3 separate regions of the Mus musculus genome follow, and all the other regions are linked to region 1. A link is a loop called in an ENCODE intact Hi-C map of the cell type or tissue named here. Cell type or tissue: heart. All regions are shown on one strand. Links, peaks and the distances in the headings refer to the core of each region. The heading gives the core; the rest is flanking DNA.

Region 1 (4,654 bases), core at 252-4,251:
CACCAGAGAGAGCACTCACCTCTCTGATCCCCTGTCCTGAAACAAGAAGCAAGAAAAAGACAAAAGGAACCTAGCTCAGTTCCTTCACTCAGGTCCACCCTCGCCGTCTTACACAAACACACGAGGTGCCTCCTGATGTCACATGGAACCCTGAAGCCAGAGGAACACCACCATTAACAGAACTTAACTGGCCAATCAACACCCTGGCCTGGGGCATGCTGGGCAAGTGCTCCACCACGGAGCCACTCCACTGGTCTTGGGCAAGTTAGTTAGCCTTTGTGAGGCTCAGCTTTCATCTATAAACCCAAGATATCACCCTGTACCTCGAACAGTTGTTATCAATACTGAGAGGAGCCGGCTGTGGTGGTGCACATTCAACCCCAGCACCCAGGAGGCAAAGGCAGGTGGGTCTCTTTGAGTTCTAGGCCAATCGTTAAGACTCTGTCTCGGCCGGCTGGCGAGATGGCTTGGTGGGTAAGAGCACTGACTGCTTTTTCCAGAGGACCTGAATTCAAATCCCAGCAGCCATGTGGTGGCTCGAAACCACCCATAATAAGATCTGATGCCCTCTTCTGGTATCTCTGAAGACAGCTACAGCGTACTTATGTATAATAGTAAATAAATCTTTAAAAAAAAAGGCTCTGTCTCAAAACACAACAAAACTAAATGGGTTTATAAAGTGTTGACCATAGGTTTATAAGAGAAATTAGTTTGCTTAATTCAATTCAGACAATTCTTTTTATTTTTTTGAATTATTTATTTTAGGTATATGAGTACACTGTAGCTGTCCTCAGACACACCAGAAGAGGGCTTTGGATCCCATTACAGATGGTTGTGAGCCACCATGTAGTTGCTGGGAATTGAACTCAGGACCTCTGGAGGAGCAGTCAGTGTTCTTAACCTCTGAGCCATCTCTCCAGCCCCCAATTCAGATAATTCTAAACCACCGAAGCTGCGAAGCTGCATCCAATCTAGGAGATTAAGCTGGGCATGGTCGGGTACAACAGTAATCCCAGCAACGGATGCCAGCCTGTGCTACACAATGAGATCCAGTACACATCTCAAAATAAGTCTCTCTCTCTCTCTCTTTCTCTCCATATATATGTATATATGGAGATATATATATATACGTGTGTGTGTGTATATATGTATATGTGTATGTGTGTGTATAAATGTATATGTGTATATGTATGTGTGTGTGTATACACACACATGTATACATGGACATGCACATGCATACAGTTGAAAGCAAATCCTGATAAACCTCATGGAGTAAAGGCAAAGTACCAAGATGTCCTCGTGTGCTTTCTGGAGCTGGGATAAAACACTAACCAAAGCAAACTTGGGAAGAGGAGAGTCATCATCTGACTTACAGGTTGCAGTCAGTCACAGAGGCAAGCTGAGGTAGGAGCCTGGAGCAGGAACCCAAGCAGAGGCCATGGAGGAACGCATGCTTATTCCATGCTTACACTCACACCGGGCTAGACCCTCCTGCGTCAGTCAAGCGTCAAGAAAATGCCATACAGGTCTGCCCAGACCCATATGATTGAGCCATTTCCTCAGCTGAGGTGTATTCTTTCCGGTTACATCAAGTTGATGGCAGGAACAGCCATCGCACGGGGCCTGCGCGGTGCACACCTTTGGTCCCAGCACTCAGTGGGTAGAGGCAGGCAGATTGGGGCTACAAAGTGAGACCCTCACCTCCAAAAATAAACAAAGCAAGCAATCATGAAAGAATATCCATCTAGGGCTTGCATCCACAGTAAATGTATCAGGGCTGGAGAGATGGTTCAGCGGTCAGAGCACTGGCTGTGCCTCCGGGAGCTGAGCTCAATTTGTAGCACTGATGACTGTCTGCAACTCCAGTTCCAGGGAAATCTGATGCCCTCTTTGTGGCCTCTGAGGCAGCAGGCACACATGTGGGGCATAGATGTGCAAGCAGACAAGCCATCCATACCCATTAAAATAAAATAAATAAAAGGCAATGCATCAGAAGGCTGGAGAGATGGCTCAACAGTTGAGAGAACACACTACTATTGAAGAGGACCAGAATGAAGAGACCAGAATCCGAGTCCCATCTCCCATACACATTGAGCCACTCACAATTCCTCTAACTCCAGCCCCAGGAGCAGCTGCCTCCTCTACCCTCCAAAGGCACTGGCAGCATGTGCACAGACCCACACATGCGCACTTAATTTAAAATAAAGTAATTAAAAAAAAAGTAAAGGTATCGACAAAACCTGCTGTGATGGTTTGTATGTGCTTAGCCCAGGGAGTGGCACTATTTAGAGGTGTGGCCTTGTTGGAGTAAGTGTGTCACTGTGGGCTTGGGCTTTAAGACCCTTGTCCTAGCTTCCTAGAAGTCAATCTTCCACTAGCTGCCTTCAGATGAAGATGTAGAACTCTCAGCTCTGCCTCCACCTGTCTGGATGCTGCCATATTCCCACCATGATGATACTGGACTGAACCTCTGAACCTATAAGGCAGTCCCAATTAAATGTTGTCCTTATAAGAGTTGCCTTGGTCATGGTGTCTGTTCACAGCAGTAAAACCTAATTAAGACATCTGGTGCACAAGTACATACTGGATTTGCTGGCGAATGGAGACGCATTCAATTCAGCTAAGCAGGACGTGGAGGAAGACACCTTTAATCCCAGTACCTGAGAGGAGCAAGAAAGAGTTCAAAGACAGCCAGGGCTACATGAGACCCTGCCTCAAAAACACAAAGTGTTACCATATCTTGCCACTAGGGGCCACCCAAGGACACTGCATAAACTGGAGACCTAGGTCCCAGAATTCCCAGCTGGGATGTTGCTTCCTCTTCAGAACTTGTGGTCTATCTAAAAAGCCAGGATGCTATCTAAGGCCCCAGTGGCCACAGGCCGAAGGAACCCTCAAGAACCCAATAACCACTGAGGGTTCTGGGAGAAGATGGCATCTGCAGAGGTTGAGGGAGGAAGTCAGGCTTCCTCCCAAGGCCCTTGTGCCTGACCAAACTTCCCCACTCAGCCCAGATGCTTGAGAATGGCGTCTGAGGCCTCCACTTGGCCCTCCTTCTAACCAGGACCCCTACCCAGTTCGTTTAGCAAGGGCTCCTAGCATCCCATCAGAAATTCTCCTGGCCCAGAGTCTGACAGGAGGTGAGAGTCTGCCACATGCCCCCCCCCCCCCGCCCCCACCCTCACGTACCAGTTCCTTTTCCCCAAGGCGCTGGGGAATCAGAGCTGGGGCCTATGAATTGAGATCTGCGGCATCCTGTACATAAACGCGTCTTTCCCTTCCTGAGCTGTTCACGTCAAGTACTTTGGCAAAGTGACACCAAGTGTAACTAACAGAATGACAGACGTTAAGACGCAGCAAACACACTACTCGAAGATCTGATCACGTGGGCCAGAAACCTTCCGAACAGATTTGAGGTGAGAACGTGAGAAAGCTGAAGTGGAGAGCCAGGGAAGCCAGACAATGCTGCAGGCGTCCGACATTTGTCCCCGCGCTGAGACTTTGTAGGAGGCTGAGTTCGAAGGTAAGGGGCTGAATCTGATGAATATTTCAAGTCAACCCAGCATTCTGGCTGTAGCAGCACTGTTAGCTGTTGTCACCCAGGTCTACAGTAAGAATAAGGAACAAAGGAGCTAGAGAGATGGCTCAGCGGTTAAGAGCACCGACTGCTCTTCCAGAGGTCCTGACTTCAATTCCCAGCAACAACATGGTGGCTCACAACCATCTGTAATGGGATCTGATGCCCTCTCCTGGTGTGCCTACAGAGAGTAATGGTGTACTCATATACATAAAAAAAAAAAAGGAACAAAAAGAGCAGAACAGGTGCGCGCGCGCGCGCGCACACACACACACACACACACACACACACACACACACGTCATTTAGTCAGAAACACCTGTGTAAGTTGGGGCAAGGACTGACTGATGGTGGAGTGTTACAAGGAAGCCAAGTTTGAAGAGATGGTTCCAGCTAAGAGCACTGGCTGCTCTCCAGAGGACTCAAGTCCAATCCCCAGCTCACAACCACTTCAGTGACTTCACTTCAGTGAAGAGAGACTCCAGTGCTCTCTTCTGGCCTCCACAGGCACCAGGCAGAACTGTAGTACACAGACATACACACAAGCAAAACACTCATACTAATAAAGTAATAATACATATTTTATTGTAAAAAGAGATCACGTATGTTGGGCCGTGGTGGCACGCACCTTTAATCCTAGCACTCAGTAGGCAGAAACTGGTGGATCTCTGAGTTTGAGGCTAGCATGGTCTTCAGAGTGAGTTCCAAGACAGCCAGGGATACACAGAGAAACCCTGCCATTAAAAAAAAAAAAAAAAAGTCAAGTGCTTTGCACCAAGGCAATAGAAAAGATGCCTTGGGGGACCAGAATATGATAATAAGGGATGGAAGATGACCACAGACTATTATACACATGTATAAAATGTCATAATGAGACCCATTACTTTGTACAATTAATAAATGCTAATAAAAATGAGAAAAGGATGCCTTGAGGGCATCTCAGGAACTGGCAAAAGCCCAATCAAGGCAGGCTCAAAGCCATGCAAAGAGGAAGCACATTTGACTGTCCCTTGAGAAGAAAGACCTCTGCCCAGGGGCACTTACACAGGTGGCAGGAGTCCTGTCCCCAAGCTTAGTC
Region 2 (4,654 bases), core at 270-4,269, 290 kb after region 1:
GTTCTCTGCCTCTGTCAGCGGCAAGGAACTTTCCCTTCTTGGGTGAAAGGCAAAGGTGTCCCCAAGGCTGTAGGCTGGTCACCCTTCCTGCAGCTCATACTAAAAGCCCAAAGCTCTAGCATTTTCCTCTTGAACCAACATCGTCTTGTTGGAGCCTCCGGCTGCTTGCTATCATCAGAGCCGGGGATTTGGTTCTCTGATGACTGCCCTTGCTTCCCCTGTGGCTCTTCTCGTGATGTGCATATACCATGACTCTTCTCCAACCTCTTTCTAATATTGGTTATTTGTTTTTCCCTCACTTTGCCCCAGCAATGCCGGCCTAAACTGGAAGGCAAAAACCCAAGCCCACCCTGACCCAGGGCCTCCGCACGTTTTGTTCTGCTCAGCAGCCCTTCCACTGGATCCGTACACACCAGCCTCAGGACTATCCTGCTGTCCCCATCACAGTGACTGCCCTGGCTACCTTGTTTTAAGTGACCATTCCCTCTAAATCCTTATTGCCTCCAAGTGTCACTTCTCTTTCTAGCGTATGTAACATACCATTTCTTAGCCCTTTATCTGCCTTCCCTCTACATGTCTCCGAGGCAGTTGTTTTGTTCATTGTGTTTTACTGTTCTACCCAATGCCTAACTGGGCCTGGTGCATAAGTGCTAAAAAAAAATATTATTACATGAAATCCATTACTTCCAGGGGGTCACGGTCATCCCATACTTTGAAAAACTTGATTCTTGCCTGTGTCTTGGCCCGAGCTCTTTATGAGTTCCCAGTAATTGCACAAGTAACTGCTACTCCAAGTAACACGTGGAACTTTGTCTTAGTTTCTTCCGTAGCAATGTTTATCTTGCTCTTTCCAATCAGAAGGACACGTCCTTGAAGACAGCAGAGGAAGTGCAGAATTGATACAGAAGTCCCGTCTTCTTGTGCTGACTCCTTAGCTTTATCGCACCCCTTCGCACCCCTTCACAGTCTGGCCTTTACCTTTCTATTCTTCCGGGGTTGGGGAAGAGGAGTTGTTCCTTGTGATTGGGACATCGAATTACAGGAAGCAACATACTGGACTTTGGGGCCCTTTAAAAGCAACTTTATTGCCTATTTTGGTTCTTTAGTCTTCGTCCTTTTAATTCATGAGTGTGGCAAGGCACCCAGGGCGTTCTAGAACTACATTGTAGCGGGGCAGACAAGGCGAGCGAGCACTGCTCAAATGGAGCTGTCTCAGAGCTAGTAGATGCCTAGGGAAATCAATCAGGGGCTCTCTGCAATGGCACTCAGGCTGTAGGGTAAGAAATGACCCTTGGGGAGAAAAGCCTGGGTTGGGGAGGTCTGTGGACAGACGGGTCTGAACGTAGGGAGGCCCTAAGGCATGAGCACCTTCAGGTGTTGGTGAAAAGGAAGGCCAGTGTGGCTCAGGTGCAGTACCTAAGGGGAGGAGAGGGCACGGAGGAAAGCAAGGATGGGGGCAGGTGCACGCTGGCTGGAGGACTGAATTCTGTCTCCTTCACAGTGGAGGGGTGCCAGAAGGCTTTAGGTAGAAGACATATAGTGTGATTTAAAGTTGGTGGGCCACGCAGGTCACTATGGAGAGGGTTGTGGGAAGTATATGGCATGAGATCAGGAGGAGGCTGTGACCTAGATAGTGGGACGGAAATTCACAGGGGTTCACGGGGAGTCTTAGGTCAGATAGGGTGGTCTAAAGGCAGTTCCATTCCAGCTCTAGGCCTAGCTGCCTCCCTCTTTCTAGCTTTGAAAGCAGGAAGCTTTGGAGGTTTGATTGTTAGCATTTATTTGGCACTGCCAGGATGCAGGGGATCTGTGGCAGAGGGCATAAGGGGTGAAGACCAAGGAAATGGAAATATTAAGGCCTGGCAGCCCAGTCTTTCCTGGAACTCATTGGGTCCAGAAGCCTCCAGTCCCTACACAACACTGCCACCATGTGGCTTGGAGTCAGCCTGCAACGACAGCACTCAGAGGTGACCCCGCTTTTCCTTTTCCTCTTCACTCAGGTCTTTAAGTGGACAGGGCACAACTCTTTTTTTGTGAAAGGAGACCTGGACTCACTGATGATGGGCAGTGGAAGGTGCGTGTCTCTGTCCCCCACATCCTGGGGTGGCCCATGGCCCTTTCCCAAGGGTAGAATGGGCAAGGTGTGTTCCTCTCAGGCAGACTGCAATGCCCTTTGGCATCAGCACCACGTCTCATGCCTGGATGGCCACACTCAACCAGCCCATCCCCATCACACGCTTAGTGACATCTTAGTGTGACGTGACTGGGAACGAGGAGTCACAAGATGGGGAAGTCCCAGAGTTCCGAGTCCCATGGGACAAGGCTTGATAGAAGATGTGCATCTGGCTAAGAACACAGTCTGTGAGTTTGGGGGCAGGCGTGGGAGTTAGGAAAAAACAAAGGTTGTTCTCACCCTGGGGTGAGCCCTATGTGGAAGCACATTAAGTTATACCCTGAAGGTAAAAATAAAAGCATTCCTCTATCAGCTCAGCTCCACTGAGGGGCAGCAGGACACAGGGCACATCGGCCATCGCTGATTACCCATCCACTTCCTGCTTCCAGCCCAGGTTCTCTTTCAAATGTGATGAGAATGTTCTAAAACAGGGTTGAGGTGATAGCTGGACCACTGTGTAAGTTATTAAAACCAATGGCTTGTTTAAAAAAATGCCCTGTACGCTAGAGAGCACATGAGGAGGCCCCAAATCCTGATGAGCTGGAAGGGATGAGAACAGCCATGATGGAGGGACAGTGGTCGTGTGGTGATGGCAGCCAGTCACAGAGGCCTAGCACATGGCACAACCGTGCCGAGATTCCCCGTGTGTGCGTGCATGCACACGCATATGGAGAACTGAGGCTGACACTAGATGTCCTCCACAGTCCATCTCCACCATATCATTGAAGCGGCCTAGGCCCCGTGTGCTGCCCTCCCTGTGCTAGGGTTTTTATGTTATCTGGCTTTTTATGTTGGTGCTGGGGGCAGGTCCTCGTGCCCGAGTAACAGACATTGTACCTACAGAGCTGTCTCCAGAGCTCGTTCCCTCTCTCTTCAGTGGCCAGTTTGGGCTGTGGCTGGACGGAGACCTGTACCATGGCGGAAGCTACCCCTGTGCGACCTTCAACAATGAAGTGCTGGCCCGCAGGGAGCAGTTCTGCATCAAGGAGCTGGAGGCCTGGGTTCTGAGCTGACGCCTCCCGGGCCTCCTCACACAGGGCAGCCATTCTGCCCAACTCAGGATGGGGAAGAACCCTCATGTGGACTGTGGCTCTCAGCCAGCCTCCTTATGGCTTGAAAACCCAAGAACAGGGGCAGCCACTGCTCTTCAGCAGAGCTGATTATAAGGTGTGAAAGACATTGACTGAAGAAGCATACAATTTGTCTTTATGGGATTTGACAATCCCTAGAAGATCAAAAAACAAAACAAACAAAGCAAAAATCCTACCCCTCCCCCATAACATATTCATATTAAGTCAAGTCGGGTGTATGCACGGTGTGCACACACATGCACAGGCACGCACGCGCACACACACACACACACACACACACACACACACACACACTCGCACTCGCACTTCTCTTTTGTGTTTGAGAGATTACTTTTACTTTAAGAGCCTGGGTTCCACTTCTAAAACTAATAAAGAGAAGCATCATTCACTCTCTGTTGTCTCTTCTGGAGCCCAAATGGCACCGCTGAAGGCCAGCCACGGGTCAGGCGCTCACACATCTGTCACTTGATCTCACAGGACAGACATAGAGCTACGCTTGGACATTATGTAGATCTGGACGGAGGCTGAACCTCTGTAGACAGAACCCAGGGGGCTTGAGAGGAAAGAGCTTGTTTTCAGGCACGAGAGTCTTTGAGCTTACGCCCCCATACCCTTCCCGTGCATGGTCTGCCTTCTGCTGGAAAGGAGCCGGCTATAGCCTGCTTTTATTTTGGTGAGGAAAACCAAGTACCTGGGACCTTGTCCGTACTACTGTCCTGCAGACCCCACACAATGCTGTGACACCAAGAAGCATCTATGTGGGCCCTACAGAATATATTCCTTCGTACAGGAATCCAAACCGGGCATGCAGGGTATGAGAGTCTGCGATTAAGGAGCTTGCCTCTAGTTTCAGGATAGAAACGCTCATGAAAGCTTTATGGCAGCTGTCCCCTACCCAACTGATGTCACCGTCACTAAACCTGTGGTTCTATTTACAGCAAGCTGACAGTATTCAGTAACTCGAGAGACTAAGCTGTTAAAATCTCCATTTTTAATGCAGTCTCGTAAACGACACAGGTACTCACAAGGAAAACAGCATCAAAGGCAGAAAATGGGTCAGATTTGTTTCCCACATACCATGGTACAAAATTAGGACTACAAAACTCCACAATAAACCATAATGATTTAAAAAATATAGACTGGCAAAAATACAAAAATATTCGCAGAAAACTTTCCACTTCTTAACCTTGAGTCTGGGCACACAAAGGGGAGGGGGACCCCTAGCTGTCTCGTGGATCTACAGAGGCACCGTGGCTAGTGGGGGAGCTAGCACCTCCCGTGTGCATTTATGACCCCATAGTGGCAGACACACCAAATACTCTTCACCCATGAGTGGACAAGACAGAACGTGGCTACCCGGAGGAGAGAGGCAGCACAAGGCTGCTCGCCC
Region 3 (4,654 bases), core at 270-4,269, 220 kb after region 1:
CTTGTCCCCTGATACTGTGGTACACCATAATCCCCACCACCCGGGTTATCTGCATTAATGACCACCAACTTCATGGTAAATAGGCTGAGTTTCCAGAGCTCCATAGAGAGTCCAGATCGCCTGATCCCAGCTATCTGTGTATCCTTGTGTCTGTCTGTCTTTTCTTCACCCTCTCAACACCCTAGTCCGGTCTATTAGGAGCCATGCAGGATATGACGCGCAGGCTGGCGTGGAAGCGTTCTGTGAGTCCACAGTGCAGCCTACATTCCTGTCAATCTCTCTGGGGCACACGGTGAGGTGCAGGGGACCCTGTGCATCCTTAGCATCCTCCTCCGAGACCTGCCTGTCTAGAGCTGGGCCGGGAAAAAGGAAGGGACCGTCCCTAACAAGCAGGGAGGCTTACCTGCGAGGCGTGGCCCTTGAGCTCTGCACGCTCTGTCTCCCAGGTGGCCTTGGCCTTTGCGAACTGCTGCTGAAGTTCAGTCAGACCCCGACGCTCGTCCTGGAGCAGCCAGCACAGCTCCTTCAGGGTGACCTTCATGTCGGCCAGGGTCTTGATGCACTCATTAGGCTGCCGGCAGAGTAAGGCCTGGTCAGGAACTTTATGAAGGCAGAAAGGGCAGCCCTGGCATAGCAGACTCACCCAGGAGTCCAGCTGGGGCCCTACCAGCTCCAGAGAGCTCTCCTCAGGTCCTCTCACCAGTAAAATGGGGCTGAAGGCCTGTCCTAAATAGCTCAGCTGAGCAGCAAGTCTCATACACAATGAAGTCTATTCCAGGAGCAGCTACTCTGCCCAAACGCAGAGAAACAACCTCACCTAGGCTTAGCGGGCTCCAGGCTGCAGGTCTCTCCTCTCTGACTGATGTCCCTCAAATGGCGCCAGACTGGATCCCAAACCTCTTTCCTGGTGCCTTTCACACTGCTCGCCCTCACTCTAGCTCACTATAGAACCCTAGGGGGTGACTCCACCGCCCTCTCCAACCTGTGGCTTGATTTGACAGTTCTTACTTAAGGTCTCTCTTCGTATGTCCCTGGCCTGGTATATCCTCACCCTCCCACAATGTCCCACTGGCCAGCAGCACTCCAGCACATCTTGCCACACCTCAGCACATGCTGTCCTCTGGGTTCAATATGGCCTTTTTTCCCTATTCTGAATTGGACAAGCCCCTATTCATCCATGGAAACGCACGGACACGGGACCCCCATTCTCTAACACTGTTTCCTATAAAACAAACGGGCGAACTGCTTCCCTTACTTGTGACATTGGCCTTCTGTCACTACCCTGGCATGTCCCCCTAGCACTGAGAAACTGGTGGGCCAGAATCCAAGCAATAAGCATCCACAGACCCTGTGTCCTGTCAGGGCTGAGAAGATAGCAGGAAGCGCTCATTAATGAACGAGTTACACACAGTTAAGGTAGGACCCGAAGGGGTTAAACACACCGTGTTCTGGGTCCAGCTCTCCCCTGTGCAGGCCTTGTTATCCGAGTGCTGGGCGTTCATCTCCTCTTCCTCCATCAGCAGGTACAGTTCCTTCATGCTGTTCACCTGGTTTGAGAAACCACATTCAACAAACCGGGAGACCCCGGCGGCAAGCAGTCCAGATAGCATGTGACCTACTCCCAACCAGGTACTGTTAGGGACAAGAGGCAGAACTCAGGTGCCACGCTCCCATTCTTCCAGCCCCGCGCTAAGGCTATGCTCAGCCATACCTCCAGGAAGTCATCCTCTTCGCTGGGCAGAACCTTGCCCTGCCGCCAGCGCTTCAGGAACCACCGGAGCTTCATGAAGAGCAGCAGAAAGTTGTGCTTGAACTGCTGGGACTCCTGCACCAGGATGTTCTTCTCTTGGCTCCAGAACTTCTGCTCCAGTCGCCGCTGGAGGCTCAGACTCTGCAGCTCAAACTCCCGTCTCAGCAGCGCCCTCTGCTGGTCTTCCTTCAGCTGTCATTGACAGGGGTGAGCAAGGGAGGCCCCAGTTGATTGCAGAACCAGACAAGGGTAGAGGGGAACACTGATGGCAAGTGCCTACTGGGGACCCCCCGCCAGGGCTTCTACTACCAGCAGCCCATTGTATCCTGGGAAGAAGAACTCTCACAAGCAGCAGCAGTGGGCTGGAGAGAGCAGTCACTAAAGTGCCCTCTAGACAAGCACAAAGACCAGAGTTCACTCTCCAGAACCCACCTATGAAAGCTCAGCCGCCCAGCGTAGTCTCATAGGTGAGCCCAGGTGCCAGGGAGGGATCCCATCTCAAAACCCTGAGCAAACAGCCTGAGGAACGATCTCTGGACACCATACTCTGAGCACCCACAGAGCAGCAGGTGTTTCCCACGTGCTCACACTGGTGAGTGGGGACGGCAGAGAGAGGGTGGGTGCAGAGCAAGGCATGCTGGGTTAAAGAAGGCTGAGAAACAAGAAGCACCCCAGGGAGTAAGTAACACTGGTTCACAGCTAAGGGAGCCTGGGATGTACAGCTCTGAGCAAAGCACGACTGGACTGCTCTGTGCTCCTGTCTGCAGTCTGCCTGCCTCTTCAGTTCATCCTACCACGCACCACCAATCGGTAAAGTGAGGGTATCTTATAAGGGAGGAGTATGAGGCCTGCAGGCTATCATGTGTTCACGGTGGGTTCCACGGGCCGTCCAATGAGGTGCTTTTTAATTTTTACACTCTCTTACTGTTTTGTATGTGTATGGGTGGGCATGGCTGCCGTGGCATGTGTGTGCTGGTCAGAAGACTCAGGCAGGTTAGCTCTCTCTCCCTGTGTGGGTCCTGGGGATCAAACCCAAGTTGTGAGGCTTGGTGGCAAGTGTCTTTACCCATCTCACCAGCCTCAACATTAAGGTTTAAGAAATGTTATAGCCGGGTATGGTGGCATACACCTTTAATCCCAGCACTCAGGAGGCAGAGGCAGGGGGACTTCTGAGTTCGAGGCCAGCCTGGTCTACAAAGTGAGTTCCAGGACAGCCAGGGCTACACAGAGAAACCCTGTCTCGAAAGAAGAGAAAGAAAGAAAGAAAGAAAGAAAGAAAGAAAGAAAGAAAGAAAGAAAGAAAGAAAGGAAAAGAAAAGAAAAGAAAAGAAAAGAAAAGAAAAGAAAAGAAAAGAAAAGAAAAGAAAAGAAAAGAAAAGAAAAGAAAAGAAATGTTATTACAGGGGCTGGAGAGATGGCTCAGCGGTTAAAAGCACTGACTGCTCTTCCAGAGGTCCTGTGTTCAATTCCCAGCACCCACACGGTGGCTCACCACCATCTGTAATGAGATCTGATGCCCTCTTCTGGTGTGTCTGAAGACCGCTACAGTGTACTCATATATATAAAATAAAATGAATCTTTTTTTTTTAAAGAAAGAAATGCTATTATAGATCTGATCCACAGCCAGGTTTGATACGGGCACCATTTCACAGACAGGAAACTGAGGCCAAGAGATGAAACAAGAGCTGGAGAAATGGCTCAGTGGTTAAGAGTACTAGGACCCGGATTCAATTCCTAGCACCCACATTAGGCAGATCAAAGGAAACCTGACACTTCTGGTTTCTGCAGACACCTACACAGACATGCATCTATGCACATACACTTACACAAACATGCATATATATATATATATACACATACATACACACATACCTACACAGGCATGCACATTTACATACACATCTACATGTAATTAAAAGTAAAAATTCTTTAAAAAAAATTTTTTTAAAAAAAGACATGAAACAGAGACAGGCGTGGTGCTGTATGTCTTTAATCCCAGCACCCGGGAGACAGAAGCAGGAGGATTTCTGTGAGTTAAAATCAACCCAGTCAACATATCAAGTGGATAACCAGGGCTACACGGAGAAACCCTTTCTCAAACAAACACAACCAAGCAAGACCCAGAAATATTAAGCAGGCTCACCGTCACCCAGAAAACTATTACCATGTGATTGGCTCCAGCTCAGTGTAGCTGCTGACAACCACAAACTGGCAGAGCGCAGGGGTGGGGAAGCTTGGGTTTCCCCAGTGTTGTCCCCTTCTTTTTAGTAGTGTTTGATTTCTTCCTATGCTGGGAACAGAACCCAGAGCTTCTCACGCGCTGGTCAAGTGTTCTACCAAAGAGCTATCCCATGGCCCCTTTACCTTCCCTTCTGAGACAAGCTATAGTCAGTAAAAAAACAAAAAACACAAACCTGTGGTACAAACCCACCTGGACCATTTTCTGGTTGAAGCTGTCAGCCTCCTCCTTCCGGAGCTGCCGCTCCTGGGACAGCTGCTCTTGCAAGCCCCGGAGGCTGTCGTGGGCCTCGGCCAGGACCAGCTGAAGATCCTTGATCTGCAGGAGGGAGGTAGGGTGGAGGGGACAGACAAGGAGGAAGGAGAAGACACAGGCTGTGGTCAAAGAACAGAAGCAGTAAGGAGTCAACAGAAAACTGGATGGGAGTCACCTCTACGAGGCACAGCACTGTCCTTGCCTAGCGGGTCATCAGGACAATTACACAAAACAGTACGTGTCAAATCTTCCCAATATAATTTTAACATTTCTCTCTTGCAAACGTAGCTGCAGAAAAGAAAAATCCTGTGCAAACTCAATGTAAGTCACAACGTTGTTCATAGTCTCTTTAATTGATCAAATTAACTGATTAAATGTAATTGATTACTTATTTCTGATGTAGAGTCTCA

The links. A loop is a pair of places that touch in the nucleus more often than their neighbours do. Peaks named below come from ENCODE experiments on the same cell type or tissue, not always from the same donor. Only the 100,000 strongest peaks of a DNase experiment are listed, where the experiment ranks them.
Region 2: a loop joins it to region 1, with 4 times the contacts of the local background. A loop is called at or near these places in 10 of 42 quality-filtered maps.
Region 3: it touches region 1 in a loop (2.5-fold over the local background); 5 of 42 quality-filtered maps call a loop at or near these places.

What each region holds. Positions count from the first base shown.
Region 1 is chr2:156,806,925-156,811,578 of GRCm38, forward strand. No RefSeq gene overlaps it. Among named protein-coding and RNA genes, the nearest start is that of Gm14230, 29 kb to the right of the region's middle. In heart, for the core only: a CTCF peak has its summit at 2,744 (motif pointing right); a DNase peak (open chromatin) is centred at 2,777; H3K27ac peaks cover 483 bases.
Region 2 is chr2:157,093,296-157,097,949 of GRCm38, forward strand. Tldc2 (TBC/LysM associated domain containing 2) reads left to right here. Exons shown (of 6, transcript NM_001177439.2): 5 at 2,001-2,074; 6 at 3,051-3,653. The coding sequence ends at 3,186. It overlaps Samhd1 (SAM domain and HD domain, 1), which reads right to left. Exons shown (of 16, transcript NM_018851.4): 16 at 4,239-4,654. Among named protein-coding and RNA genes, the nearest start is that of Tldc2, 8.6 kb to the left of the region's middle. In heart, for the core only: a CTCF peak has its summit at 1,940 (motif pointing left); a DNase peak (open chromatin) is centred at 1,936; H3K27ac peaks cover 1,157 bases.
Region 3 is chr2:157,029,077-157,033,730 of GRCm38, forward strand. Soga1 (suppressor of glucose, autophagy associated 1) reads right to left here. Exons shown (of 15, transcript NM_001164663.1): 7 at 4,182-4,307; 8 at 1,712-1,942; 9 at 1,443-1,547; 10 at 404-571. Among named protein-coding and RNA genes, the nearest start is that of Dsn1, 24 kb to the left of the region's middle. In heart, for the core only: a CTCF peak has its summit at 1,922 (motif pointing left); a DNase peak (open chromatin) is centred at 1,925.